Regions from separate parts of the Homo sapiens genome. Here all the other regions are linked to region 2. A link is a loop called in an ENCODE intact Hi-C map of the cell type or tissue named here. Cell type or tissue: PC-9. All regions are shown on one strand. Each heading gives the region's core, and the rest is flanking DNA. Links, peaks and the distances in the headings are about the cores only. Region 1 has its middle 26 kb from the start of RPL39L. Region 2 overlaps ST6GAL1 (ST6 beta-galactoside alpha-2,6-sialyltransferase 1). Region 3 overlaps ADIPOQ (adiponectin, C1Q and collagen domain containing).

The links. Hi-C counts contacts between places; a loop is a spot of excess contacts. Peaks named below come from ENCODE experiments on the same cell type or tissue, not always from the same donor. Only the 100,000 strongest peaks of a DNase experiment are listed, where the experiment ranks them.
Region 1: a loop joins it to region 2, with 6 times the contacts of the local background. A loop is called at or near these places in 2 of 110 quality-filtered maps.
Region 3: a loop joins it to region 2, with 3 times the contacts of the local background. A loop is called at or near these places in 20 of 110 quality-filtered maps.

Annotation. Positions count from the first base shown.
Region 1 is chr3:187,159,986-187,170,116 of GRCh38, forward strand. No RefSeq gene overlaps it. Among named protein-coding and RNA genes, the nearest start is that of RPL39L, 26 kb to the left of the region's middle. In PC-9, for the core only: CTCF peaks have their summits at 1,662, 5,295 (motif pointing left) and 5,495; a DNase peak (open chromatin) is centred at 5,386.
Region 2 is chr3:187,059,583-187,069,713 of GRCh38, forward strand. The region is part of intron 5 of ST6GAL1 (ST6 beta-galactoside alpha-2,6-sialyltransferase 1); the gene reads left to right. Among named protein-coding and RNA genes, the nearest start is that of RPL39L, 75 kb to the right of the region's middle. RefSeq lists an enhancer at 6,052-6,231 and a silencer at 7,179-7,228. In PC-9, for the core only: CTCF peaks have their summits at 2,855, 3,217, 3,516 and 4,326; DNase peaks (open chromatin) are centred at 3,139, 3,369, 4,399, 4,809 and 1 weaker place; H3K4me3 peaks cover 2,865 bases; H3K27ac peaks cover 4,623 bases.
Region 3 is chr3:186,844,074-186,854,204 of GRCh38, forward strand. ADIPOQ (adiponectin, C1Q and collagen domain containing) reads left to right here. Exons shown (of 3, transcript NM_004797.4): 2 at 8,978-9,199; 3 at 10,111-10,131. The coding sequence starts at 8,986. ADIPOQ-AS1 (ADIPOQ antisense RNA 1) reads right to left here. Exons shown (of 4, transcript NR_046662.2): 2 at 10,060-10,131; 3 at 9,705-9,799; 4 at 7,813-9,169. Among named protein-coding and RNA genes, the nearest start is that of ADIPOQ, 6.4 kb to the left of the region's middle. RefSeq lists enhancers at 1-8,977, 1,720-1,767 and a silencer at 1,833-4,651. In PC-9, for the core only: CTCF peaks have their summits at 5,493 (motif pointing right) and 5,695; a DNase peak (open chromatin) is centred at 5,468; H3K27me3 peaks cover 724 bases.

The sequences.
Region 1 (10,131 bases), core at 1,464-9,463, 100 kb after region 2:
AGGCAGACATGTTGTAACTACCCAAGGGGTTCACTTTGCCTGCTGCCTAGACAGAGCCAATTTCTCAAGACAGCGGAATTGCCATAGAGAAAGAGTAATTCACACAGAGCCAGCTGTGTGGGAGACTGGATTTTTATTATTACTCAAATCAGTCTCCTAGAACATTCAGGGAGGAGAGTTTTTAAGGACAACTTGGGAGGTAAGGGGAAGCCAGTGAGCCAGGAGAGCTGATTGGTCAGGGATGAAATAATAGGCAGTCGAAACTGTCTTCTTGCACTGAGTCAGTTCCTTGATGGGGGCCACAAGATTGGATGAGCCAGTTTATTGATCAGGGTGGGGCCAGCTGATCCACCACGTGCAGGGTCTGCAAAATATCTCAAGCACTGACCTTAGGAGCACTTTAGGGAGGGTCAGAATCTTGTAGCCTCCAGCTGCATGACTCCCAAACCATAATTTCTAATCTTGTGATTAATGTTAGTCCTACAAAGGCAGTCTGGTCCCCAGGCAAGAAGGAGATCTGCTTTGGGAAAGAGCTGTTATCATTTTTGTTTTAAACTACAAATTATAAACGAAGTTTCTCTCAAAGTTAGTTCAGCCTACAGCCAAGAATGAACAAGGACAGCTTGGAGGTTAGAAGCAAGATGGAGTCGAATCAGTTAAGTTAGATCTCTTTCACTGTCTCAGTCATAATTTTGCAAAGGTGGCTTTGCTGTCAGTCTGGCAGCTTTATATCAGGGTGAGATCCATAGAACTACAGATTTCACTGTGAGTGGGAGCTCTGTACTGAGCTGCCTGGTTGTCACCAAAGCAAAGTTCCTTGCTTCTTTTTTCTCTTTCTTCTACATTATTCCTCTTCCTCCATTAAAAAAAAAAATTTCTTTTCTTCTTTGTCTCCCTTATCTCCATTTCTCTTTTCTTCTTTGTTTCTAAGAGTTCTGTATCTTCCCTTCTCTGTCTTTTTTCAATTCATTTGACACACATTAGCTGTATCTATGTAACAGGGTGTGTATTAGGTGATGGGTATATAAAGGTGAGTAAGATGAGATCCTGTTTTCCTGTAACCTAGTTCATTGTTGGCATCAGAACTACAACCCACAAAATAAAAAGAATCATTAAGAGAGTGTGGCATTTCAGGTGCTTTATGTACATTCTTGAGTTTAATTGTCCTAAAAAATTAGTAAAGTAAGCATTTCATTTAATGGATGAGAAAAGTGAGGCTCAGACAGGGTCGCAATTAGACAGCGGGTGGACAAAGCCCCTGCATCTTGTTTCTAACCCAACCCTTTCTCATTTGCTCTTCTCTTTTTTCTGTTTGTTATTCCCATTCCGCTTCCTTCTTCTCCTTAACACCCACTCCTGTTATCTACACTTTTTCAAGCCCCTTTAGTTCATCAAGGCAACTGACTCCTAAGAGGTCCCTTGGGAGGGGATAATGTCCAGGTGTGTAGGTAGAGAGTTAAGGGAAGAAATTTTCCCTTTCAAATTCTCCCTCTGTGCTTCTGTTTCTCTAGCTTCCTGTTTCTCCCTGGCCTTTTGTCTCCACATTCTGAATTCTCTCCTCCTATTTCATGCTCTCTGCCCTTTTCTCTCTTTCTTTTCTCTTCCTTTCTCCCTTTGGTTCTTTCTGGTATTCTTAGACTGTCTTTTTTCTTCTCTCCTTTCTTCATTCCACTCTATCTCACTTATCTCAAGGACTCTCCCTCCCCCTTCCCCAAGTCTCTCTTTGTCTCTCAGTCTTTCTGACTCTGTCTCTTGCTTTCTTCTTTCTCCATTCCTGCCCTTCCTACCTCTGCTTCCCCTAGTGGCTTTCTTCTTGCTCTTCTGTTCCTTGCTCTTTCCACCCTGGCCAAGAAGGACAGTGAAGTTCTGTCCTTTCTTTTTTTTTTTTGCTCTCTCTCCCCTTTATTTCTTCCTATTGTTCTTGTTTCTGACTGTTCCTTGGCTTCTCTTCTTCTTTTTATTACTCTTTCTCCCTCTGTTTCTCCCTCTGAGTCTCTGCTTTATTTTTTCTAAAGATTCCCTCTTATTTGTGCTCCTTTTTTTGACCCTCCTTTCCTCCTTCCTTCCGTCTTCCCTTTTGCCCATTTATCACTATTATATTTTCTTCCTTCCTCTCCATCCACTTTCCTCTCCCCGTTTTCCTTTCTTACTTTCTCCCCTGCTGTGATCTGCCATCTCCTCCAGCCACCCTAGCCAAAAAAACAGTGAAGTCCTGTAGCTGCTACCTCCTTCTTTTGGGCTTGTGGGTTTATGAAGCTGGGACATTTTTCCTGTTCCGGGGCCTCTCCCTCGGCTGCTCCCCTCTGGGCAGTGTTAATAGGTCCAGGCTTGCAGGGGGATGACCTTGGCCGTCATACTCACAATGCTGAGAGAGGCCAAAGAAGTCAGGACCCCACCCCCAGGGAGAGGGATCATCTTGAGGAGCATCCAGAGTGGGGCCTCCTTGCTGCATGAAGTCAGAGTCCATGTGGAGCAAACTGTTTTTCCCTTAACTCCTCCTCTCTCCTCCCTCACATGTGCAAAGGCACCCCCTTGAAAAATCCTGGTAATGGTGAATTTTATGAGGGAGCAGCTGCCATGGTCGTGCTCTCTCAGGCCTCTGAACTTTGAGTTACCCAGCTCTAATATTGATCAGGCAGCCTCAAAGAACCGTTTAGCTTGGCCTTATGTAGGCAACAAGAAGATTCGAGTCTGCTTGCATTCTCTTTGCAATGATTCCTGAATACTCTTGCTTATACCTCCTTCTAGGGAGTGACTATGTATGTGGTCAGTGAGTATTCTCCATTCCGAATGCATATTTAGCTGAGGCTGAGAGGAGGCCCTGTTGTGGGTAGGTCCTGTGCTGTGTATCCCACATTGCCCATGTCTCAGCTGAGGTGGTCTTCCTGATATAGCTGCTTCTTGGGTTAGGTATCCATTAAGCCAGAAAAATTATGATTGCTAATGTGAGCCCATCAGGATGGGCACAGTGGCAAATTCTGGGACCATATGAGTAATCTACCTATGGCTGAGCCCGAACCTATAGCCAGTGCTTTCTCTGATAGGCTCTGTGCATGCTGCTAGGATTGTGTGATGCTGCACCTCTATCTAGATGAATGAAGGCTATAAGGGAAAGCCACAAGTGACTCCTGGAGTCAGAGTTGAGAGAGAAAAATTGTTTCTGGGAGAATCAGGAAAGCTTCCGGGAAAAGATGGCTTTTGAGCTAGCCCCTGAAAGTTGGATTTGCTTTAACAGTTAGAGATGGGGAGAGAAGCAGTGGAGGTCTCTTGGAGGTTTTGTTAAAGCTGGTCAGTAGATCCTAGGCTTTGCTGGGTAGGAAAATTCTGATCCATGAAATTAATAGGCCGGGCACAGTGGCTCATGCCTGTAATCCCAGCATTTGGAGAGGCTAAAATGGAAGGACCACTTGAGCCCAGAAATTCAAGACCAGCCTGGGCCACATAGGGAATATTTTGTATTTTGTCACTATAAAAATAATAAAAAATATTAGCAGGCATGGTGGTGCACACCTGTGGTCCCAGCTTCTTGGGAGGCTGAGGTGGGAGGGTTGCCTGAATCCAGGAGGTTGATGCTGCAGTCAGCCATGATCATGCCGCTGCACTCTAACCTGGGCAACAGAGTGAGACCCCCTCTTAAAAAAAGAAAGAAAGAATGAAATTAATAGGTGTGTAGTATGAAGTAGGGATGAAGTACCAAGGGAATTTCTGGGCTCATAACTTGAAGGTAGAAATCTGTAGGTGCTTGGAAGGTAGGAGTCCTGGGCGAGGTTGTGGCTTGTTTAGTCGCAATGGGCTGCAGCGAGAATATGGTGATGTCAGAGTAAGATGCCAAGGTGTGGCTTGCCTATAGTCATTAAAAGCGTGGGCTTCAGAGTCAGACCAGCCTACGTAGCATTTTCGTGCTGTGTGGGTTTGGTCAAGTTCTCTTTGAGTTTGTTTCTTTATCCTTTAAGTGGCTATAACCATGGAATTTACCATGTAGGTAATTATATTAAGATTAAATGAGATAATGCATATCAAGCACTTAGCATGGTGCTCGTACATAGCAGTTGCTCAATAAAGCTTGTCTAGCATTAAGTTATATAGATTATTGATTTTTTTGCAGCATACTTTATCACTCAATAATTATATAGTAACCTAACATTGTTTCATAACTATGTTTACAATGATTACATTGTTGCTTTCCATGACTTTCTATTTTTTTTATTTTTATTTTTAGCTATACCTGCTGGAATGGGACAACTTTCTATCCCATCTTCCTTCAGTCAGATCCCCTCAGCTGCCCACCCCTGCCCTCACCCTGAGCCTTTCTGCTCTATTCTGATGGTTTTCTCAGGTTCTGGGAAGGGGTTTATTCATTTACTTTTCTTTCAGGCCCTCTTTTCACATGTGACTAGTCGGTCAAGACTTTGTGCAATCTTTTCCCATCTGGATCGTTTCCTGAAAAAAATGTTTTTAAGTTTCTGGTCCATTCATGACACTATTCCTTGTTGTTCGGGGTATTACAGATGATTACTCAATATTTTTGAACTTTTTGGTGTTTTTATAAAGTTTGGGTGGAAAAAGAGCTAAGAGTGAGGGCTCCAAAGTACGTTTTGACATGGACAACTTGGTAAGTTCCCTGCCCCAGTGTGTAGGCCCAAGGGGGTGGCAATTAGGATTAAGCGTCTGACAATCCTGATTTCCACAGAAGCCCCACTTCCTGCTCAGAAAGCGTGTTCTCCTGCGGCTCACCTCCTCACGAAGTTCCCAGTGGCCCTACAGGACACACGGGCTGTCTCCCTGGTAACAGTTAAGCCCTCACTCCTTGACCTATCAGTCCTTTTATAACTTAGGCCAAGGTTTAAATTTTAGCTAAAATTATTACTGCATTCCTCCAGAAGAAACTCATTGTGTGGACATACTGAGATTTATCTAATCGATTGAATCTCCATAGATTTATCTAATCTGTTGAACATCTCCATCAGTTTTGATAACTAATGATAGTTGTCAAAATTCCTGTTTTACCTTTAAAAATAAGAGCTGAAACAATAGCCAGTGGGGACTACTAGAGCGGGGAGGGAGGGACAGCGGCAAGGGTTGAATAATTATTGGGTACTATGCTCAGTACCTGAATGATGGGATCATTTGTACTCCAAACCTCAGCATCAAACAGTATACCCAGGTAACAAACCTGCACATATCTCCCATGAATCTAAAATAAAAGTTGAGAAAAAAAAAAAAAAATTCTTACCACGTTAAATAAATAAAGAGCTGGATTTGCTGCCCCCTTGTGTCTTAGAACAGCCATAACAACATCATCATTTGTATCCTTTCTTATTCCTTACCAGCTCGGGTTTCACCTGGCCTGATTGCTCAAATTACACCTCGGGGGTTAGGAGACCACATCTCTCAGTTGCAAAGAGCTCTCCTAAGGGAAAGGCTTTTATTACCAGGACCAAGTTCAGCTCTGTCTGACTGCTAAGGTTTGAATCATCAGAACAGAAAGAAATTTGGCATGGAACAGATTTACCAAGATACAGTTAGCAGGTACTCAGGTACCAAAAAAGATGTATTTTATAATATCACTAACTCAGATACCAAGCGCTACTCAGAAAGCAGGCTAGGAAAATTCATTTTAATGGATGTTTCATTCTTTTATTTACCTGATGTTACTGAGTGCCAGACACCGTTCTTGGCATTAGAAAACAAAACTGAAGAAATACAATAAGCAAATAGGCAAACAACTACTGCAATATAATGCTAGTTAGTGATAAGTACTAACATGAAAATGAACTAATGGTAAATAAATAGAGGGTAATAGGGTGATTTATGGAAACCACTCAGAGGGTGACATGCAGAACTGTGAATGAAGTAACAGCAAGACATGGGAAGGTCCAGGGAAGAGTGTAGGTAAAAGAAACTGCAAGGGCAAAAGTGTTGAGGTGGAAAGAGTCTGGTATGTTTGAAGAACAGCAAGAAAGTCAGTATGGTAACAGCAGAGTGAGGGAGGCTGAAGTGGCAAGAGATGAGATGGAAAGATAGGTAGACCTTGTATGTATGATGAGAAAATTGGATATTACTCTGAAAGTGATGTGAATCCATTGGAGAATTGAGCAGGGGAGCAGTATGATTTAAATTATATTTCAAAGCTGTCATTCTGACTGCTGGGCAGAAAAATGAATCTAGGTGACAAAAAGGGAAATAGGATGGTAAAATAGAAAATTATTGCAGACAGAAATATTCCCATCACCCTAGAATATAGACTGCCCCAAGACAGAGTTCTTTATTGCTTAGACCTTTGTGTCTTAGGTTAGTGATCACTGGAGTTAGTGTGGGTCATGAAGTTGATGAGAAGCCCTACTGGGCCAGGGCTCTCTTTTCCTTCTCTTGTTACCACATAAAATTTGTATGGGATTCAGTTGACCTTTTTAAAGAAGGATGAAACTCCTGGTTGAAAATTGAGCTCTGGTAGCTGATGAGATGGCATGTAGGCACTCCCCCAGGGTAGATGACCTGCTTAGGAGAGGTGAGGACACTGACACAATGGCTGGACAGCAGGTGAAGGAAAAGCTGGGGAGGGGACATGTGCCCTCACCTATTCTTAAATAAATATTTTGGGATAAGGAGTCTTGTCTTAAAGCTCCTCACATAGACAAAAAGAAGTGAAGGAACTGGAGAATGGGGTGGAGTAGGATGTGGAAGTAGGATGACTAGAAGGTACAGAATTACCATCTTCAGATATCTGAAGGACTATTTTTTTTTTTCACAGAAGGATTAGCATTGTTTTCTCAGCCTCCCGATACAGAGAAGAATTAAAAAGGCGGGATAATATTTACAACCTGTATTAGTCTGTTCTCACACTGCTAATAAAGACATACCCAAGACTGGGTAATTTCTAAAGGAAAGAGGTTTAATAGACTCACTGTTCCACATGGCTAGGGAGGCCTCACAATCATGGCGGAAAGCAAACGAGAAGCAATGGCACATCTTACATGGCAGCAGGCAAGAAAGCACGTGCAGGGAAACTCCCATTTATAAAACCATCAGACCTCATGAGACTTATTCATTTACTTGAGAATAATATGCGGGAAACCACCTCCACGATTCAATTATCTCCACCTTGCCTCACCCTTGACACATGGGGATTATTACAATTCGAGGTGAGATTTGGGTGGGGACACAAGCAAACCATATCACAACCCAAAGCAAGAGAGTAATTTCCATCAGAGCGGCTAATGGTAAGGTAGGCTGCCTTGTGGAATGAGGTTCCATTACTGTAAGCATTCAAGCAACAGTGGGAGGCCTGTGGGTGAGTGTGCCAGACTCCCAGATGGCACCCAGGGATCCTTGCCTCCTGGTGTTCATACCTTGTTTAGTGAATAGCATTAACTATGTAACCAATAAGATACTGCAGAAATGACAGTGTTACTTCTGGTACTAGGTTATAAAAGACATTGTGGTTTCTACCTCCCTGGTATTTAGATTATTGCCTCTGGAAAAACCAGTCTTCATGTCAGGAGGACGCTCTAGCAGCTTTTTGAAGAAGCCCATGAGATTAGAAACCTGAGGCCTCTTAACAACAGCCAACAATGCAAGTGAGCTGTTTTAGAAATGGATCTTCCGACTCCAGTCAAACTCTCAGGTCATTATGACCCTGGTCAACATCTTAACTGCATCCCGATGAGAGACCCTGAGCACAACTGACTCAGTTAAGCCATGTGTTAATTCCTGACCCACAGAAACTTTGAGATAATAACTGCTTTGGGTGAATTAAGCCAAGTTTTAGGACAACTTTTTATGTAGCAATAGATAACTAATTTTGTGCCGTACAAGAAATTCACACTTCAGCTGGAACTGAAATCAAATGGCTTTCTGAAGCCCTTTTTAGCCCAGATCTTTGGTTTTTGACAGTCACTTTATTGGAAAAGAAGTGAAGTTAGACTCAGCTCCCGGCCATCCTTAAGATATATTTGCCTCTTTTCTCTCTAGCTAATTTTAGCAATCCTCCGGAGCACTGGGCAGCCAAATGTTTCAGCTACCTGGACAGGGCCCAAGGCTGGCTTTCGAGAGATGCCATTACATTATAGACTTTATCACTTATGTGTTGCTACAGAGCTCATATTGAATAATTCTCTAGACACTGAGAATAGACAATCTCATTAAGTTTTTAAAAATAACGCCATGGATGTATATACAAATTAGGTGCTTATATGTAATACATACATACATATAAATACATATTTACATGTGGATATACCTTTTTAGGCATATATGCATTTAATCAAATAACTCACATGTTATATATGTATGCATAAACAAAATAATCTATATAGACTTGACTTACTAGAAATCTGACATTTCTAAAAGTCATCACAGAGACCACATTCACCTCAAGAGCTGGACAAATACTACCAAATGAACTAAAGCCGCTGCTACTGTCTTACTAACTAATAACTTATCAGTTTTACTTGAAGGAGAAGAATAGTCATTAAAGGTCCTCGAACCCTATAAACATCTCTACCACTGTGGGAGCCTATCGAAATTTTTGTATAATTTTTCTGATTGATGGTCAATTGTAAATACCAATTTAATGCTTGTCTCTGTACTGTGGTCCCCCCTTATACATGGGAGATACATTCCAAGATCCTCAGTGGATACATGAAACTGCAGATAGTACTGAAACCTAAATATACTACGTTTTTTCCTATACACACATACCTATGATAAATTATATGATATATGATAATTTATAAATTACACAGAGTGGGCAGAGTGTGGTGGCTTACGCCTGTAATCCCAGCACTTTGGGAAGCCAAGGTGGGCAGATCACAAGGTCAAGTGATTGATACCATCCTGACCAACACGGTGAAACCCCATCTCTACTAAAAATACAAAAATTAGCTGGGTGTGGTGGTGCATGCCTGTAGTTCTACTCAGGAGGCTGAGGCAGGAGAATCGCTTGAACCTGGGAGGTGGAGGTTTCAGTGAGCCGAGATCGCGCCACTGCACTCCAGCCTGGGTGACAGAGCAAGACTCCATCTCAAAAAATGAAACAAACAAACAAACAAACAAAACTTACACACAGTAAGAAATTAACAATAATAAAATAGAACAATGATTAGATATACTGTAATAAAAATTATGTAAATGTGGTCTCTCTTTCTCAAAATATCTTATTGCTCTGTGTTCACCTATTTTCAAACCATGGTTGACCATGAGTAACTGAAACCATGGATAGCAAAACCTTGGATAAGGGGGGAGCTCATGTACTAAGCACCCCAGAAGGATGTGCAGACCACCTCTGCCTTTGGTTTATGTGGAATGTCACCCCCAGCAAAACCCATCTTGTGCTAACAACACACAGTTATGGTGTTTCTGTAAGAAACCTTAACTTGTCCTGAGAATTTGAAGAGGAATCCTTCCGCTTCCAGAGATCTTTGTTATTCGCTCTCATGACCTATCTATCTTGGCATGATGTGATGGTTGTATGAATGCCAGCAAATCACTATAGACTCTAAGTTCACTGACAGCAGAGTCTGCCTTCTTTGTAAATAAATACTTTACTCTTACCACACATACTGAAATATAGTAGAGTTCAACAAATGTTTCTTAAATGATGAGGGGTCTTTTGGTCTTATATAGTTCAGGTGGTTGGGGTATGGAGTAAAGGATTTAAATATTTGGCCAATCAAATTAAAAAGGGAAGCTGTCCTGGATTTGTTTTAAGTGATGATCCAGGGCAGAGGATTTGCTCAGGACTTAGCAGTAGAATGATGCTCTACCTGAAAAGCTTGTTTGTTTTTGCTGAGTAGGTACTGAGCACTTTCTCACTATTTTTCTCTCCCTTCTCACATTGGTAGCTGCAAACATAGAGCTTGTTTTGTGGTACTCCTATAACACATGTATACATCTATGCCCCAAATCCAGTCCTGGATCCATCTTATTTACAGTTTTATTCCCTTTTACCTTCTGCTTTTGTTTTTACTATTAAAATTTTTTTTAAATTTCAAATTTCCAAATGCAACTCCTTGAAATTCTTCATAATCATTCTTCATAATTCCTCATAATTCTTCAAAAAGAATTCCTTAAAATCATCTAATTTAGTACATAATTAAGTTGTCTGTGTTATCTCAAACATGCCTTTTTATA
Region 2 (10,131 bases), core at 1,113-9,112:
ATCCAGCTCTGTCTCTTACTAGCTGAAGGATCATCAAGTTACTTCTCTCTAAAAAAGGGAGAATAATTCCCTTACAGGGTTGTTGTGAGGTGTAAATAAGAAAAATCTGTGCAAAGCACTTAGAACAATACCTGGCACATGTATCAATAAACGTTAACTGCACTTACTATTGATATTTGCAGACATTGGTAGGGGAGGGTACAATTGTGAGCAAAACAGGCTCAGCCTCTGTTCTTATGATGCAATCAAATAGTTTTACAAATAAATAAATTTGCAAAAAAGAACTAGAGAAGAGAGTGGTCAAGGTACTAGGAGAGCCCTGAAAGGGGAGATTTGAGCTATTCAAGGAGGTCAGAATCCCTAAGTAGGTGGTACTTGGCTGTGTAGAAGGAATGTGTGGATGTTGAAAAGGGTGGGATAAGAGCTTTTCAGGAAGAGGCAACAGCATGGGTACAGTTTTGTGTGGAAGGAAATGGGGGACTGGAAGGACTCAGGAAGAGGTGAGTATATGTGGGACTATGTGGTGAGAGACAAGGCTGAAAGCAAGAAGGAGTCAAGCCATGGTGCTGCACCGAGGCATCTTCTTTTTTCAGTGGGGGTAGGGGGGTTGGCCTGTCACCCGGGCTGGAGTGCAGTGGCGCGATCTCAGCTCACTGCAAACACCACCTCCTGGGTTCAAGCGATTCCCCTGCCTCAGCCTCCCGAGTAGCTGGGATTACAGGCGCCCACAACCATGCCCGACTAATTTTTGTATTTTTAGCAGAGACGAGGTTTCACTGTGTTGGCCAGGTTAGTCTCAAACTCCTGACCTCAGGTGATCCACCTGCCTCAGCCTCCCAAAGTGCTGGGATTACAGGCGTGAGCCACCTCACCCAGCAGGGTGAGACATCTTCTTTATGGCATGATCAGATTTGCATTTTGTAACCATCACTGGCTTTCATCTGAGCAGAGGGGCTGCAGTAGATGAAGACACATAGTTAGGAAGGTCTTACAAGTAGTCTGGGTTAGATACGCTGATAGCTTGCACAAGAGTAGGGGTGAAGGTGAATGTGAGAAAAGAATGTATTTAAGGGCTGCTTGCGATTTGCAGTCAACAGGTTTTAATGTCGCATTAGATGTGAGAAGTAAAGGGAGAGGGGCCAAAGGTGCAGCTCAGTTTCTTTCTTGTGTAACTTGGCAGCTAGAAGTTGAAATTAGAAGTCAGCCCCTTATCCATGGTTTCACTCTCTGCAGTTTCATTTATTTGTGGTCAGCTGCAGGCTGGAAATACTAAATGAAAAATTCCAGAAATAAGCAATTCAGAAGTTTTAAATGACACGTTGTTCTGAGTAGTGGGATGAAATCTTACACATCTTACTTTGTCCCTTCCTCATCACAGGAAGAAGGATGGGTACAGTACAATAAAATATTGAATAAATAAGCAAATTCAATAAAGTAGCAGGATCCGAAGTCAACACCCAAAAAATATTCATTTTTTCTATTATGTGCAATAACAATGAATGATCTAGAAAGGAAATTTAAAAAACAATTCCATTTACAATAGAATAGCATAAAAAAGCATAAAATACTTAGGAATGAATTTAACCAAGGAGTTGAAAGACTTATACAATGAAAACTACAAAATAGTTCTGAAAGAAATTAAAGGAGACACAAAAACCTGGAAGACATCCCATGTTCACAGATTGAAAAAAGTATTGTTAAGATGTCAATAATACCGAATATGATATGCAGATTTAATGCAATCGTTGTGAAAATCCAAAAGATATTTCTTTTTTTGCAGAAATAGAAAAAGCTATCCTAAAATTTATATGAAACCTCAAGGGACCCCGATTAACCAAACAATCCTGAAAAATAAGAATAAAGCTGGAGTTCTCTCACTTCTTGATTTCAAAAAATACATATGTTACAATAATCGAGAGAGTGAGGTACAAAGACAAACATATAAACCATTGGAATAGAATAAAAGTCCAGAAATAAAGTCTTGTATATATGTGTAAATGATTTTTGATGAGTGTGTCAGGATCGTTCAATGAGGAAAAGACAGTCTTTTTAAGAAATGATACTGGGAAAACTGGCTATCCACATGCAAAAGAATAAAGTTGGACCCTTACCTAACACCAAAAATAAAAATTAACTCAAAATGGATCTATGACCTAAATGTAGACCAAAAACTATAAAACTCTTAGAAGACAACATAGGGCAAAAACTTTATGACATCAGATTTGGCAATGATTTCGTCATTATTACACCAAAGGCATACATACGTAACAAAGGAAAAAATATACAAGTTGGACTTTATGAAAATTAAAAATAATTGTATATCAAAAGATACTCTCAACAGAGTAAAAAGACACCACACATAATAGGAGAAAATATTTGCAAGTCATCTATCTGATAAGGGATTAATGTACAGAATATATAGAACACTCTTCAAACAACAATAAAAAAAATCAAATTACCCAATTTAAAAATAGGCAAAGGACTTGAATGGACGTTTCTCCAAGATATACAAATGGTTAGTAAGCACATGAAAAGAGACTCAACTCTTTTTTGCTAGGGAAATGCAACCCAAGAATACAACACAGCACCACCTCACCCCCATTAGGGTGGCTTCTATGATCAGAAATCGGAATCCGTGGGCACTGTTGATGGGAATGGAAAATGGTCAGCCACTGTGGAAAACAGTACGGCAGTGCCTCAAAAACTTAAAAATGGAATTACCGTGTAATCTAATAATCTTATTTATTGGCGTATATGTACAGAAATTGAAAGAAGGGTCTTGAAGAGATATTCATACCCCCATATTCAGACTACTCTTATTCACAATAGCTGGACTGCAGAAGGAACCCAAGTGTCTGTTGATGTTGAATGGATACACAAAAGCTGGTTTATACATACAATAAAATATTATTCTAAAAAAGGAAGAAAATACCGAGATTGGCTACAACATGGATGAACCCTGAAGACATTATGCCAAGTGAAATAAGCCAGTCACACACACACACACACACACACACACACACAAAATACTATATGAATGTGGTTGCCAGGGAATGTGAGGTGGGAGGGGGAATGGGGAGTTACTGTTTAATGAGTATAGAGTTTCAATTTTGCAAGACTGAAAAAGTTTTGGAGATGGTTTGTGGTGATAGTTGCACAACAATACAAATGTACTTAATATCACTGAACTGTACACTTAAAAATGGTTAAGATAGTCAATGTTATGTTATATGTATTTTAATACAATTTTTAAATTGGAAAAAATGTCAGTAGGGGAGACAGTCACAGAAGTACAAACACTGTATGATTCCACTTTATATGGAACACCTGGAGTAGAAACAAAGTAGAATGATGTTTGCCAAGGGCTAGGAGGAGAAAGGAATGTGGAATTGTTGTTTAATGAATACTGTGATTCATTTTGGGAAGCTGAAAAAGTTCTGGAGATGGTGGTGATAGTTACACAACAATAGGAATGTACTAAGCTGAATACTTAAAGTTGCTAAAATGGTCAATTTTATGTTATGTATATTTTAAAAGCTTTCTTTTAAATCAACAGGGAGAAACCAGTTGATAGAGGGAGAAAGTGAATATACTAAAAAGAGGAGAAAATGATTAGTTACCCACAACATGATGGTGGTGGAGCCAAAGCGTAGTGGAGGATGAACCCCAGCAGGCGGGAGTCAGAGGGAAGAAGGTGCGAGTGGTGTAGCTGGAGGCAGTCAGTATTAGAAGGATGAGAGGGCTTCTATTTTCTCTGCAAAGTGGCATGCAAGGCCAAGTCAGAAGGAGGCTGAGGGGGAAAGAGGTTTTAGTAGAGAAGGTTTGAACAAAGAGATTTATAATTGTCATTGAGGTGAGTGGGACCGTCAGTAAACCTGATGAATGGAGTAGGATTTCCAGGCCATGCTGGGCTACTTTGAGGTTGAAGAGAATGAATTTAGAGAGAAACCAATCTCTGTTTGATACATGGATGGTAGGATCTGGAGGTGAGCAGGCAGCAGCAAAGAGGAGAGGGGAGAGGGGAGGAGCCCTCCCTGAGCACTCTCTTGGACTGCGGAGGCTACCTACTCTCTGAGCACTTCTTCGTGATGATTCAGTCTTCCTCACTGTGAAGAACGAAACCCCAGTCCTGCAAAGATTTGAAACTGTATTTAAGGCCAAAGTAAGGTTGCCTGGGAATTAAGAGTACTGGAGTCAGGCAGGCTTTGATCAGATCCCTCCCCCAACACTTCCTGTGTGAGTGACTTCAGCAAGTTGCTTTACTTTACCTTTCTGAGCCTCATTTCCCTTACTTGTAACACAGAAATATGAATAGTTACTATCCAGGGTTTTTTTTTAGGATCAAAGGAGTTACTATGTGTGGAGCATGTCACCCAGAGGCTGGTATGCAGCAAGTGCTTTGTAAATAGTAGCGATGGGCACTACTGAAACCTGAATGTCTGCCTCTGCCTGTTTGCGAATGACTCCACCTTCCCAAATCCCAACAGGGAAGGTGAGTCAGCTTGAGACCACTTGAGAGGCATCTAGCAGAAGGGAGGCAAAACTTCTGTTAAAGGATAATTTTTAGGGAAAAAAAGGTAAGATGATGACTCTCATACAGATATTAAAAATGAATTCATCATGAAGATTTTATTTTACTCGTATGATGGAACCAGGCAGATATTACAACTGGTTCAAAGGAAAAGTCAAAGCAACACAAATTTGGAGTAAAGGAGTTGAACTAGTTTTTCTGTGAGATAAGGCAGGGGGAGGGGAGAAATCAATTGAAACTCTCCTGGGCAGCATCCTGCCCAGTAGGCACATGTATTAGTTGCCTACAATTCACAAAGGGTTGCGAAATAGCTCCCGTGGAATCAGAATCTGACAGGGAGGAAGAGTGTGCTCAGAAAATGCATGGCTTTCTACTGAAGCAGATTTTTTTCCCATTACACTTCTAGATCTCTGTGCACCATTGTGCCAGGGCTGCGAGGAAGGTGGCCCACTTCCCGGGATACACTACCCACCCTCAAGAGAGCCTTTCCTGCTGCTTCTTAGGCAAGTCAGCTCTCTTTTCTCACCTCCTGTAAGCAACACTAAGTATCTGGCTGTTCCTTTCGTACTCGAGTCCTGGCCGCTCCATGACAGCACTTGTGGTGGTACTGAACTGTGATGGACACTTTCTATCATTGCCCTTTCTTACCTTGATATCCTAAAAAGCTGGTGGTCTGTCTTCTCTATCTTTTGTCCTGGTCAGTTATCCTAACTATTTTGTGTCTGTTTCTGTGGATTAGTAAACGGGGTCCCCACCCCCACTCCACAAGGAGAACATCTGGCACCCAGAAGTCACTGAGAGAATAGCTGTTGCTTTGGTAGAATTCTGCCTCTGAGTGGCTTGTTCTTTTCCCAGACGGAGAGGTCTCCTGACAGCAGCTCTCTTCTTTTTCTTTTTTTTTTTTTTTGAGACAGAGTTTTGCTCTTGCGCTCAGGCTGGAGTGCAGTGGTGCACTCTCGGCTCCCTGCTCTGCCTCCTGGGTTCAAGTGATTCCCCTGCCTCGGTCTCCCAAGTAGCTGAGATTACAGGCATGCACCACCATGCCCAGCTAATTTTTTGTATTTTTAGTAGAGACAGGGTTTTGCCATGTTTGCCAGACTAGTCTCAAACTCCTGACCTCAGGTGATCCACCTGCCTCAGCCTCCCAAAGTGCTGGGATTACAGGCATGAGCCACTGCGCCTGGCTTTAGCAGCTCTCTTCTAAAGCCATCTGGACCCACATTTGTTCAGCTCCCCTCCCTTGGCCATGATGAAGGCATGCAAAACAAAAAAGGCACTTTTCTTATTGAGAAGGTGGCTTTTTATAGAGAATGGTGTCATACTGTTAGGTTTCAGGCCAGCAGACCTAGTCAGGCATGTGACACTTCTGTGCCAGGTGTGGCTATGAGAGTCAACAGGAAAAATGATATATGTAAATGGACAGGTCTTTAAATAAATGCAGTTTTGACTATAAGAGTAAGAAGGTTTCTGTGAGACTCAACTCAGTACCTCCTGTACCCTGTGGGCCTGAGAGAGGAGACAATGGGACAAGAAGACCCAGTGGCTTCCTTGGAAGCTTTTGTGCTAGCTGGAGAGAGAAGACCTACTTCCTATATGCCTAGCAACAGTCCACACTGACTGGACTGCAACCAGGACATTTCCAGATTACTCAGTGGGGCTTATCTTGAAATAATAGTTGATGCCATTTGTTAAATATATTATATATACCATCTAAGGGTCTTACATGCCTTCTCTCATTTGATCTTCATGGCAAACCCTGTGAGGTATGACCACCAACCACCATTTTACCTCAGAACTCAGGCTCCCAGAGTTTAAGTTGCTCACAGGAGCCCAGAAAGTAAGCGACAGAGGTGGGATTTGGTTCTAGGTGTTTGCCACCAGCACTTTAAATCACCAAAGCTTTCTGGAAGCTCCAACTTTTCTTCTCAAGATACTGAAAGACAGGTATCTGGATGGGTTGGCAGGGCGGGTGGGAGGTGGGCGAGATTTCCATCAACAACGGGTCTAAAACCAGCGATGGTGAGCTGGGTGATTTTGATGGAACCCCTGCCATACAGTCTATTAATATCATAATTGGAGCTAAAATTTAATCATGATGGCAATCATGAGTTCTGGGGCTTCTTGATTTGGGCCAGCAGACACAGTCTCAGTCACTAGTTCTCCGAATCAGAGAAAGGATGCCTTCAGGCTGTGTCTTCACATGGCTTTTCCTCTGTGCGTGGTGGAAAGAGAGAGCTCTGCGGGTCTCTTCTTGTTGTAAGGACACTGGCCCCATTGGATTAGGGCCCCACCACATGACACATTTAATCCTAATTACCTCCCTCACAGCCCTATTTCCAAACAGGGTATTAGTCACATTAGGGATTAGGGCTTCAACATAGGAATTCTGGGGGCACACAATTCAGTCTATAACAGAGGGAAAACAGATTTGAGAAGAAAAAAGTCCAAAATATGCACAGTGGTAATATCTGAAGATGTGCGTGCGTGCGTGTGTGTGTGTGTGTGTGTGTGTGTGTGTTTCTATTCTTGCATTTTCTAACTGTCCCCAGTGAGTATTTGTTACTTTCTAACTGAGAAGGTTACTTTAAACAGTGTCTTGAGCAGCAGCACTCCATGCCCTGGTGTAGCCTTTTCCTGGCAGATGTTCCCCAGGGCTCTGCTGCTCTGCCAATGACTTATTCTCAGCATGAACTCCTCCCCTGCCCCCTAAGAGGATCTCCAAACCCAGGTCACACTCCCCCTGCAGGTAAGTACAGGCGTTTGAGAACAGCTTTATTCTTCCAGGAACAGCTGGTCCCCTCAGCAGGGCCTTACAAGGTGGTTATGTCTAAATAAGGCACCTGAGGCCAGGAGATGTGACATGGTCCATCTAATACCATGGAGTGAGTTAGACACAGAGCAGGACTGGAACCCATGCTTCCAATTCCCCATCCAGTTTTAAGGCAATCTTCTTTTCTTTCTTTCTTTCTTTTTTTTTTTTTTTTTTTTTTTTTTGGAGACAGAGTCTCTGTCACCCAGGCTGGAGTGCAGTGGTGCGATCTTGGCTCACTGCAACCTCTGCCTCCGGGGTTCAAGCGATTCTCCTGCCTCAGCCTTCTGAGTAGCTGAGATTTCAGGTGCCCGCCACCACGCCTGGCTAATTTTTGTATTTTTAGTAGAGACGAGGTTTTACTATGTTGGCCAGGGTGATCTCGAACTCCTGACCTCAAGTGATCTGCCCACCTCAGCTTCCCAAAGTGCTGGGATTACAGGTGTGAGCCACTGCACCTGGCAAGGCAACCTTTTTTTTTTTTTTTTTTTTTGGTAGAAAATCTTTGAACTTCATATAGATGGTGTTAATGTGGGTGAGTTCAGAGCCATGTGTAAAGTTCCAGGAGGGGAGTGCTTGCTGGCTTCTCCCTTATCCCTCAACCAGATCCCAGCCCCAGCCACTTTCTGTTTCTCTTCTCTGGATAAAACTATCATTCATCTTCACCTGTTTCTATTTTCATGGATTACTGTCTCATTCATCTCAAGTAGCTCAAGTGAATGGCTGTTTTTCCATTGGATACAGGAAGACTGAGGGTGACCTGACCCTCATGGTGTGCTTGCTTATTTGAATGTCTGATGGTTTTATGGGTGTAGTCCTGCTGGAGCAGAAAGAATATCTGTTAGGAGCCTGCCTCTGGGCTCTGGTTCTAACTGTGCCACAAACTCATCGTAGCCTTAGACAATTCTCTTGTCTCTCTGGGCCTCAGTTTACCCATCTGGAAAATGATGGGTCTGAATTTAATACCTTGAGTATCATCCAGCTGTGACATACTACAACTCAGGCAAGAAGCAAATTCTCCTGACACTCCATACTCCTATCCAGTGTTCTCTGACGTCCTTCCCCAAGAGCTGTGGTACCCTACCCTGCCCACATTATGTGAGGCATTATAGCACATAGGTTAGAAGTGTGGTCTCTGGGCCGGGTGTGGTGGCTCATGCCTGTAATCCCAACACTTTGGGAGGCCGAGGCAGGTGGATCACGAGGTCAGGAGATCAAGACCATCCTGGCTAACACAGTGAAACCCCATCTCTACTAAAAATACAAAAAATTAGCTGGGTGTGGTGGCACATGTCTGTCGTACCAGCTACTTGGGAGGCTGAGGCAGGAGAATCACTTGAACCTGGGTGGCGGAGGTTGCAGTGAGCCAAGATCGTGCCACTGCACTCCAGCCTGGGCAACAGAGCGAGACTCCATCTCAAAAAAAAAAAAAAAAAAGAAGTGTGGTCTCTGGAGCTAGACCTAAGAATCCAATTCAGACTCTCTTACTTACTGACTGTGTAATTTGGACAAGTTACTTAGCATTTAGCATCTCTATTTCTTTAATCATAAAATGAACATATTAACACTTACTTCCTAGGGCTGTTGTGAAGATAAACTGAGTTGAGGTATGACAGTACCTAGCATGTAGTAAGCATCATTAAATGGTGTCTGTTGTTTTCACATATTGTAAAGAAGAAAGCTTCGTGCATCTCTTGGAATTTCTGAGGACGGTGAAGCCACAGCTGGGAAAGTCTCAGGGAGCCAGGAGTTGCTGGCCTCCTGCTTTGCATACTCAAAATTGCTGGAAAGGGGCTATAGCAGGGGGAGACATTTTTTAAAAATCCCAGTTATTGCTATTCCTCATGAGTATGTATATATCACCTGGCATCAGTACTCTGCATAGAAAGAAGCATAGCTAAAGAAAAGACACTTTGCTTTTAATATAACAGCTGTTTTCAGGGGAATAGGGTGGATGAGGATAGGGAGTACTGGCCCTCTGTCCTCAGGCCTCCCTGTCACCAGCTCAGTCACGTCTATCTTACAAATCCCCATCTAGCAGGAAGCCTGCTCTGCCCTTGGACTATAGACCTGAAGGGCTGTTGTTAAGTTACAACGTTCCCAGTGGAAGGAGGACAGTACTTAAAAGTTACAAGATGTGGGTTCTGTTCTTAGTTCTTATGGCCTGTCAGCCAGGGAACTCCTGGCCAGTAGTCTCATCCTTGAACTTCTTCTTTTTTTTTTTTTTTCTCAAGACGGAGTCTCGCTCTGTCGCCAGGCTAGAGTGCAGTGGCACGATCTTGGCTCACTGCAACCTCTGCCTCCTGAGTTCAAGCTATTCGCCTGCCTCAGCCTTCCAAGTAGCTGGGATTACAGGTGCTTGCCACCACGCCTGGCTAATTTTTGTATTTTTGGTAGAGACAGGGTTTCGCCATGTTGGCCAGGCTGGTCTTGAACTCCTGACCTCAAGTGAGCCCAGCCCTCATCCTTGAACTTCAAATTTCCACCCCACCTTACTCCCACAGGCATATACCAGTTGTTCCTTTTTCTCTGTTCTTATGCAGGAAATGGCCTGAGGTCCAGGAGTCCCCTTGGTCCCCTTTTTCCCTCACTCTCAACATTCAATTAGTCTTCACATCTACAGCCGACAATTGTAACTTCTTTTCTTTACTCCATTATTTCTTAGGTGACAACAGGAGCTTCTTTGTGGTCTTCTTTTTTCTAAAAACACTAATTCAGAACTCTAGCATGTTTAGATCTTCCTTACTTAAAACCCTTTCCTGGTCCCCATAACCTACTGAAGAAATCCTAA
Region 3 (10,131 bases), core at 1,028-9,027, 220 kb before region 2:
TAGCAGAATATGTCCGAAGGAGCATGATGGTGTCAGCTTTGTTCATGAAGGCCAGTGGTACACAGGGAGCCCGGCAGCTTCCTCAGCAGTCCCTGCTGCCACTCTTCCTTAAGTCTTGAGGAGTCTTTTTTTGGCACAATCTCAGCTCACTGCAACCTCCGCCTCCCAGGTTCAAGCGATTCTCCTGCCTCAGTCTCCCAAGTAGCTGAGACTACAGGCATGCGCCACCACGCCCAGCTAATTTTTATATTTTTAGTAGAGATGGGGTTCACCATATTGGCCAGGATGGTCTCGATCTCTTGACCTCATATTCCACCTGCCTCGGCCTCCCAAAGTGCTGGTATTACAGGTGTGAGCCACTGCGCCTGGCCGAGGAGTCTTAAGCTGAGATCACAGCATTGCACTCCAGCCTGGGCAAAAAAAGCAAAACTCCATCTCAAAAAAAAAAAAAAAAAAATAGACACAAGACTGGCTCCTTGTCTTTTTTGGGGACAGGGTCTCACTCTATCACCCAGGCTGGAGTGCAGTGGTGCAATCACAGCTCACTGCAGCCTCGATTTCCCAGGCTCAAGTGACCCTCCCATCTTAGCCTCCTGAGTAGCTGGGACTACAGGTGTGTGCAACCATGCCTGGCTAATTTTTAAAAATTTTTTGTAGAGATGAGGTCTCACTATATTGGCTGGGGGGCCTCAAACTCCTGGGCTCAGCAGTCCTCCCACCTCAGCCTCCCAAAAGGCTGGGATTATATGCTTGCTCTTTTTAAGGTGGCTGTAGGGACAAACTTTCCACCTACTCCTTGTCAAGCCAGTGGACCGGTGGTCCCAGACATACGGCTAAAGTCAAGAGGTGATGTCTTTTGGAGAGATACTTTCAATCAGGAATTTCAATCAGAAATTCAATCATGTGGAGAGAGACTTATCCTAAAAATGTGGTGGTGCGTGGGATGCTCTGTTTTATTAGTTCCTTGACAGTATGTATGTGTGTGAGTGTGTGTGTGCGCGCGCGCACACTCATTTGGATGGGTGTGTATGTGTGGGGGGGGGTGGTGCGTACGTATGTGGATGTGTGGATGTGGTGTGTGGGTGTGCGCGTGCATAGGTGGAGGTGTGTGTATGGGTGCGGGTATGTGTGTGTGTTGGGCATGGAGATATTGACAGCTCTCCCAGGGCTGAGTGAAGGCTTTCGGGCAAAGCTCCTGGGAGCTAGGCAAAGCTGAGTTGATTCCTGGTTATGCCATTTATTATTGGGTTGCACCGTGTGAAACTGCCAATATTCTACACTTTGACTTTTATTTATTTTTATTTTTATTTTTTTTGAGACAGAGTTTCACACTTGTCACCTAGGCTGGAGTGCAGTGGCGCGATCTCAGCTCACTGCAACCTCTGCCTCATGGATTCAAGTGATTCTCCTGCCTCAGCCTCCCAAGTAGCTGGAATTACAGGTGCCCGCTACCACGCCTGACTAATTTTTGTATTTTTGGTAGAGACGGGATTTCACCATGTTGTCCAGGCTGGTCTGAAACTCCTGACATCAGGTAATCCACCCACCTCAGCCTCCCAAAGTGCTGGGATTACAGGCATGAGCCACTGCGCCCGGCCCATTTTGACTTTTAAAAATGGGAGTTTGATATAATTCAATCCAGTGGTTGAATTAGCTAGCATCGTTCCCTCTCCAAGTCTCAGGTTCTCCTACACGTTAGAGTCAAAAGCAGGGCTATGGGAAGATTAAGTAAAATAAATTTTGAAAATGCCTTATGAAAATTACACTCCAAAGAACTCGCGCCAGTGTCAGTGTTCTCATGTTCCTCATCTCACATGATCACATTTCGCGGATTAGGAAGCTGAGTCTGAGAAGCTCCGTGTAGTGCTTTTTCGGAGGCACCGTGATGTGATGGAAGGCTCACTCGTTAGGAAGTCAGAACAGAGTCTCTGAGGGATCATCTCCTTAATCTGTCAGTTTCCTCATCTCTGAAGTTGGGCTCATTTCCTTCCTTCATGGAGTTATTGTAAAGATGAAGATAAATAACGTGTAAAATCTAGCATGGGAACTGGCTTCTATAAGGTTCTAATAAGTGCATTCCTACTCCTTCCCCTCAGCCTTCCCATTTGTAAAAGCAAGGCAGGGGTGAGGTGATTTCTGGGGCTCCTTTTGGCTCTGACATTTGAGGATTTTGTATACTTTTTTTTTTTTGAGACAGAGTCTTGCTCTGTCACCCAGGTTGGAGTGCAGCTCAATGCAAATTCCGCCTCCCAGGCTCAAGCAATTCTTATGTCTCAGCCTCCTGAGTACCTGGGATTACAGGCAGGCACCACCACCCCCAGCTAATTTTTTTGTATTTTCAGTAGAGACGGGGTTTTGCCATATTGGCCAGGCTGGTCTTGAACTCCTGACTTCATGTGACCCACCCATCTCAGCCTCCCAAAGTGCTGAGATGACAGGTGTGAGCTACCGTGCCTGGCCAATTTTGTGTGCTTTAATGCCCTTTTCTGCTGGAAGAGTTGGCACCAGGTTTGGTGATCTCTTTCCCCCACACGGCTCTGCCTCCTGCCAGTCCCAGAGGGGACCCTGTCCTTGCATTTCACAGGATTCTGCTGTTGCAACTGAAATTCCAGTAGGTCAAAGTGAAATTTCTCATACACTTTAACATGAAGATAAATGATCACAGTATGGCCCTTTAGGATCCTGAGAACATCACGGTCATCCCCTGGTATAATTTTAAAAGCAGATGAATCCATGCCTGTGCGAGGTTTGCCAGGAAAGCCAGTGCTGGGATTACAGTGGAAGTCTTTTTATGCTACTTTTTTCTTGTATCCCTCACCCCATGGGGTGGCATATTGAAAGGCAGGATGTGTGACCACGATACTTTTCTCCTCCTGGACTATGTCTAAGAGTCTGTTATTGGGTTCTGAAGATCAGAGTTTAATTTCCGACTCCTCTCTGTGTAGCTCTGGGATCTTGGAAAGCCACTTAACCTTTCTGAAGTCCCCTTTCCTCATCTCTAAAATGCATACACTCATCACTAACATTTACTGAGCACTGACATGTGCCAGACACCATTCTAAGCATTTTACACAGACTACACCATTTGATCTTCCAACAAACAGAACACTGAAACGCATTACAGGTCAGAACAAATGATTTGTGCCTAAGCACCAAGACCGTAGAGCCCGTGCTCCCTATTCTACCCTATCCTGTCTCTCAAAATGATTGTGAGAATCGAATGAGACACTAGGTGAGAAAAGGGTTTTATAAATAGCATTTTAAAAATTTTTTAAAGTCCACAAAATTTTTAATTTTAATACAGATAAAATAGATCCCTTTGTTTTATAAAAAGTAACAAAATTTGTTATACAACAACTATGTTATTTATTAATTTTGCCTTTTTGTATGCTGCCAGGAAAGAAACATTAAGAAATCTTAAATTGATTATGGTGAATCAGAAGGTCTGCCTGGACTTTTTATTGCTCTAACTGTACAGCTGATCATACTACCTCATTTTTTTTTATGACACTTCAAGGGTGCGCTTAGCTTCATCACTCCTTCGTTGCCAAAAGCTTTGTGACCAAAAACAATTAAGCAGATTCCTGAGTCACTAAATGACACATAACCAGAGTTGAGACTTAGGAACTTTTAGTGCCATGCTAAGCCCACAGGGACACAACAAATAGCATTTTACAAAGGCAAAGAATTGTGACACTTGAGATTTAGCTTGTTGATCCTTGTAAAAGTTTTCTTTTTAGGCATAATTGAGTTTTAGATCATAGTACTCACTATTACTTAGTAATAATTTTTTTCTGATAGAAATACAGTGTAACAGGCCGGGCGCAGTGGCTCATGCCTGTAATCCCAGCACTTTGGGAGGCCGAGGCGGGCGGATCACTTGAGGTCAGGAGTTTGAGACCAGCCCGGCCAACATGGTGAAATCCCATCTCTACTAAAAATACAAAAAATTAGCCAGGTGTGGTCGTGGATTCCTGTGATCCCAGCTACTTGGGAGGGTGAGGCAGGAGCATCAGTTGAACCCAGGAGGCGGAGGTTGCAGTGAGCCAAGATGGTGCCATTGCACTCCAGCCTGGGCCACAAAGCGAGACTCCACTTCAGAAACAAAAAAAAAAGAGAGAGAGAAAAGAAGGAAGGAAGGAAGGAAGGAAGGAAAGAAGGAAGGAAGGAAGGAAAGAAGGAAGGAAGGAAGGAAGGAAAGAAGGAAGGAAGGAAAGAAGGAAGGAAGGAAAGAAGGAAGGAAGGAAGGAAGGGTAACAAGCAAAGTGTAACAATGGCAATATCTAAAAAAATAGGTATTTTTATATGTTTGTCGTTTTATATATATGACCCCCACTTTAGAGATGAGGAAACTGAGAGATTAAGGAAACGATCCCTGAGAGACTCTGTTCTGACTTCCAAATCGGTGAGCTTTCCATCGCATCACGGTGCCTCCGAAAGCATGACACGGAGCTTCTCAGACTCAGCTTCCTAATCCGCTAAACGGGATTATGTGAGATGAGGAACATGAGAACGCTGACATGGGTGAGGGTTCCTTGGAGTATCATTTTCATGTGGCATTTTCAAAACTTATTTTACCTAATCTTCCCAAAGCCCTGCTTTTGACTCTAATGTGTCTCCTGAGACTTGGAGAGCGCAAGATGCTAGCGACAGAGCAAGACTCCATCTCCAGATAAATAAATAAGTAAAATAAAAAAGAACACAAATAATTTTGAAAATTTTTTTGAAAATTAGGCACGTTTGCACTGACCTTCAATTGTTATTAATTGCTGGTTTCCCACCCAGAATTAAGTTGGAATGCAACTTTCTTTTACAATCAGAGTCCGTTCTTGGTCTTGGAAACTTCTGAGGCTCCTGTGCTAATCACACTCTTGTATTTTTGGCACCTCTACCCCGTGCCACTGTCATGGAACCCAGGCTGATCGCACCTATTAGTGGAGAAATCTGTCCATAATACTGAAGTTTGGGGACAAACAGTGTTCCCTTAGGGTAGGAGAAAGAGATCTTTATTTTTGACAAAGGGGGAGGAGCCAGAAAACTCCAGAGACCCCTGAGTTTGCCCTCTCTCCAAGGTTTGGGGTAAGCCCCCCGTCACCCTTTATCTCTGGGGCTTTCACATATTCTGGATTCTCTCCTCCTGTTTCCCAGCAGAAAAGGATGGAGCCTCACAGATTCTTCCCATTTCTGGAGAAAAACATGCATGGAGCTCAAAGTTCTTCTCAGGAGTTTTATTGCCAAAGCCATAATAAGAAAGGGTGGAGGTGACAAGCAGTGAGGAAGTTTAAAGATGCATGAAATCTGTAAAGTCTCAGAACAAGAATTCTCCTAAAATGCAAAAGGGGCTTTGCTGGTCTCCCCTTGGCTTCTCATGTAGCTCACCTCTTTTTTCTTATCTTGAGACTAGTCAAACCTAAGCTGTTTCTCATTTTATTTCCAGAAGCTATTGAGAACACTCTCCTGAATTCTTCAAATTCAGTAGAGGGCGACAAATGTACATATAAATGATGGTAGTGGGTCTTAAATAAAGACTCATGACACCTAAAGGGGCAGCACCTGAGTCTGATTGCACCTGTTTCTGTTGCTGTTTCTGTCTCTCTTCTCTCTGTCTGCCATTTCATTATCAATGGTTACTTTACTTATAAGATCATATTAGAACCTGATATTTGATAAATGATGCATCAGATCTATAGTGAGAGAAAAAATTAATGCAATTAAAGGTGTTGTAACAGCTAGTCTTCAAGTGGGGAGAAATCATTTGAGTACCTTAGGTCACAGCTTACATCAAAACAAAAAATCAGAGCTACATTAAAAAGTGAAATTTTAACTATATCAAACAATAGAAAAAAACAGAAGAAAATTGAATACTTACTAAATCTTAGCATGAATAAGAACTGTTTAACACTTAGAGGCAAGGACTGGGCGTGGTGGCTCATGCTTTTAATCCCAGGACTTTGGGAGCCCAAGGCGGGCGGATCACCTGAGGTCAGGAGTTTGAGACTAGCCTGGCCAACATGGTGAAACCCCGTCTCTACTAAAAAATGCAAAAATTAGCTGCGTGTGGTGGTGCATGCCTGTAATCTCAGCTACTTGGGAGGCTAAGGCATGAGAATCGCTTGAACCTGGGAGGTGGAGGCTGTAGTGAGCCGAGATTGTGCCACTGCACTACAGCCTGGGTGACAGTGTGAAATCCTCTCTCTCAAAAAAAAAAAAAAAAAAAAGCAAACTAGAGCAGTGAGGTACCATTATTTCCTTTGCTCACTAAACTGACAACACACAAATGTTTTTTATAATACCCAAAGCTGATGAGGGTAGTTAAGGTATGCCCTTTTATACACACACTAATGATGTACTACTGGTTGGCAGTATAACATATGCTGCCATGTGGGGATATGTATCAGGAGACTTAAAAATGTGCATACCTTTTGGTCCAGTAATTTACTTCTGGGAATCTGTCATAACAGAATAATAATCTTGGGGAAAGCTACATGCCTAAGGATATTTAAAATATTATTTAAAAATCAAAGTATAATTTCTTACAGAATATAAAATAATATTTTAAAATGAAAATATGCTAAAAGTTTGATGAAATATAAATGGTCAAATATATATTGATTATATCCACTTACTAGACTAGCACTCACTCTGAGACGTTAAAAATAGTCATTATAAAAACTAGAAAATGCCAAAGACAAAATAAAGGAATAAAGTTTTACATAAAGTATGATTCCACTATGTTTAAAAATAAACAGAGACATTCTTGGAGTTGAGTATTGTTTTCTTTTCTGTCATGTCCAAAGAACTATATAACTATTATTTTTAATGAACTATATATGTAATATATACATATAGTTTATATGTATATACAAAATTTATCTCATATATATGATAAAGATGAAAGATGAGTTGGATGTGCCACGTGAAGAGGGTAGTATAGAACCCCAGGTAATGGGGCATAGGAGTGGGATTCCAGATACCAGGCCCATGTTTTTGGGGTGAGATTGCCAATCACGGTCTTTCTTCCATCCCTCACAGAGGAGTAGGTTTGTCTTCAACAAACCTTCAGTTGTCCTGAAGACAAACCTAATTCTGGAGACTTCATATAATCTAGAAGAGACAAGCAAACTGATGAAAAATAGTGAATTTTTAAGGTAAAATAAAGTACATGGACTACACTTTGTTTAGAATCAGATTCTTGGGATTAACCACATTAACCCACAGAGGGTCTTAGTGATGCCTCTAATCCAGGATCCTAGGACCTATTTCTCTCTGTGAGATGCTTTCTCCCAACTCCTTGGTGAGAGTGGGAAGACTAAGACCTCAGCAATCTGAGGTGGAGGCCTAAGATCCCCCTAAGATCGGAGGCAGAATCTGAGAGGGGATAAAAGTCCCTATACCTGTATTGGGCCCTTTTCTGGGAGGGGGATATCAAAGAATGATTTTGAGACAGGGAGGCTTTTGACTACCTGTGCCACTTGAGCTCTTTGCTAGGGCTCCAGAATACATATTTCAAATACATTCCCCCTCCCTCCTTCCTTCCCTCTTCCACTCTTCCTTTTTATCTTCCTTTCTTCTTTTCCTTCCTCCTTCCCTTCCTTTCTCTGGCTCTCTCATGATTTCTTTTCCTCATTATAAAAGTGCTTATTTAGTCCCTACTCTGCTATTAGTGTGTTAGTCTTTGTCCCCTGGTACTTGCTGTTTAATGGAGAAATGGGTGAGCAAAACAGAAATTACAGCAGAGTGCAATGATAGAGCTAAGCCAGGTGTATAAATCCATTCTCACACTGCTGTAAAAAACTACTTGAGACTGGGTAATTTATAAAGAAAAGAGGTTTAATTGACTCACAGTTCCACAGGCTGTACAGGAAGCATGGCTGGGGAGGCCTCAGAAAACTTACAATCATGGTGGAAGAAAGAGCGAAGGGGAAGCAAGCACATCACACAGCAGCAGGAGAGAGAGAGAGAAAGAGAGAGAGAGAGAATATAGGGGAAGTGCTACACACTTTCAACCAGATCTTGTGAGAATTCACCTACTATCATGAGAACAGCAAGGGATAAGTCTGCCTCCATGATTCAGTCACCTCCTACCAGGCCCCTTCTCCAACACATGTCGACGTGCTATTTGGGTGGGGACACAGACCCAAACCATATTACCAGGGCACTGGAGAAACACAGAGGGGAAAGAACCAGCCAAGGAGTGAGATGGAGAACAAGGAGGACTTCTTGAAACAGATGACATCCAAACTGGGTCCTGAAAGCTGAATAGAGATTAGACAGGGGAGGAGGGGCAGCTAAAGATGGCTCAGGCAAACAAAGGGCCAGGGGATATGTTCATGGGATGATGTGTCTCTCGTTGTCTGCTTAACACAAGGTGAGTCTCTCCCTCCCTCTCTCTCTCTTTTTCTCTGTGTGTGTTTGTGTGTGTGCATGTGTGCAAATGTAATATACCCAATAGTCAAACATGTGCCCCAGGAGAGGGGTAGAGGAAGAAAGAGAATGAGAGAGTAAGAAGGAGGAATAGACACAGAAAATGAGAGAGAAGGGGGGAAAGAAAAAGAAGAAAGGAGCCAGAGGAGAGAAGCTGGTTAGCATTGAATGGAGCAATCTGTGTCATCGTACTTGGGAAACCCAAGGATGGATTCTTGGCAAGTCGACTCTTGGAGCTTTCCCTGTGCTTGGTCCTGTGCTCAGACATGGGAAAATTAGAGGAGTGTCATCTGTGCAATCACTGAATTCATAATCTTGGTGAGGAAAGGAGACTACACACAGGGAATAATGCTAAGTATTACAGATTTCAGGGCAGAAAGAGATCAAGGTGGGCTGCAATATTCAGAAAAGTCTTCCTGGAAAAGTTGAATACTTAGAAAGCAGCTCCTAGAAGTAGACTCTGCTGAGATGGACGGAGTCCTTTGTAGGTCCCAACTGGGTGTGTGTGTGGGGTCTGTCTCTCCATGGCTGACAGTGCACATGTGGATTCCAGGGCTCAGGATGCTGTTGCTGGGAGCTGTTCTACTGCTATTAGCTCTGCCCGGTCATGACCAGGAAACCACGACTCAAGGGCCCGGAGTCCTGCTTCCCCTGCCCAAGGGGGCCTGCACAGGTTGGATGGCGGGCATCCCAGGGCATCCGGGCCATAATGGGGCCCCAGGCCGTGATGGCAGAGATGGCACCCCTGGTGAGAAGGGTGAGAAAGGAGATCCAGGTAAGAATGTTTCTGGCCTCTTTCATCACAGACCTCCTACACTGATATAAACTATATGAAGGCATTCATTATTAACTAAGGCCTAGACACAGGGAGAAAGCAAAGCTTTTTTATGTTAACCATAAGCAACCTGAAGTGATTTGGGGTTGGTCTTCCAAGGATGAGTGTAGATGGTGCCTCTATAACCAAGACTTTGGCTTTGCTGCATCTGCAGCTCCTTTTCCATCCCCTTTCCCATCTTCACCCTCATCCCTATTCCCAGTACATTCATATTCTGATTCCTCTTTCTGTCTGCTTAACTTCCATTTCACCCAGTGGCATTCAACCACATTTACTGCACACCCCCTGAAAGGCTCAGTCCTGCCTTTGGGGAACTCTTGATCTAGGTAAGATGTCTAATGTGCAAGGCTCTGTTGGTGGTTACTACAAGAAAGTCTACTCTAAAAATGTCAAACTGAATGTGAACAAGTATTCAAAGTATGGAGCATAGAGAAAATATACTCACCGTGGACCTGATGAAGAATGAAGGCTTCAAGGAGGAGGCAGAGCTTCAGCTAGGCCTTGAATGATGGGTAGGCAGAATAGAGGAGGAGAGACATCCTAGATGGAGGGGGTAGAATTGCAAAACCAGGGTTGATGGTGCCAGCACATAAAGGGCTGGCAGGGTGGAGGGTCTATGATAGAGACCTATAGGAGATAAAGATAGAGTTGAAATTATGGGAGCCTCCATGTCTGTGGGAGATATAGAAGGAGGAGGTAACACCTCTCTCCTTTTGGGAGCTCTTATTGGTTTCTTGATCTATAAGTCAAGAAGGTTGTGAGTGGGAGCCACAGGGATGGTAATTTAGGCTGTAACCAACCTAGGCAGGAGTTCTGTTCTTTGTAGTCACTGAGGTCTTCTCATTCCTTAGGTCTTATTGGTCCTAAGGGAG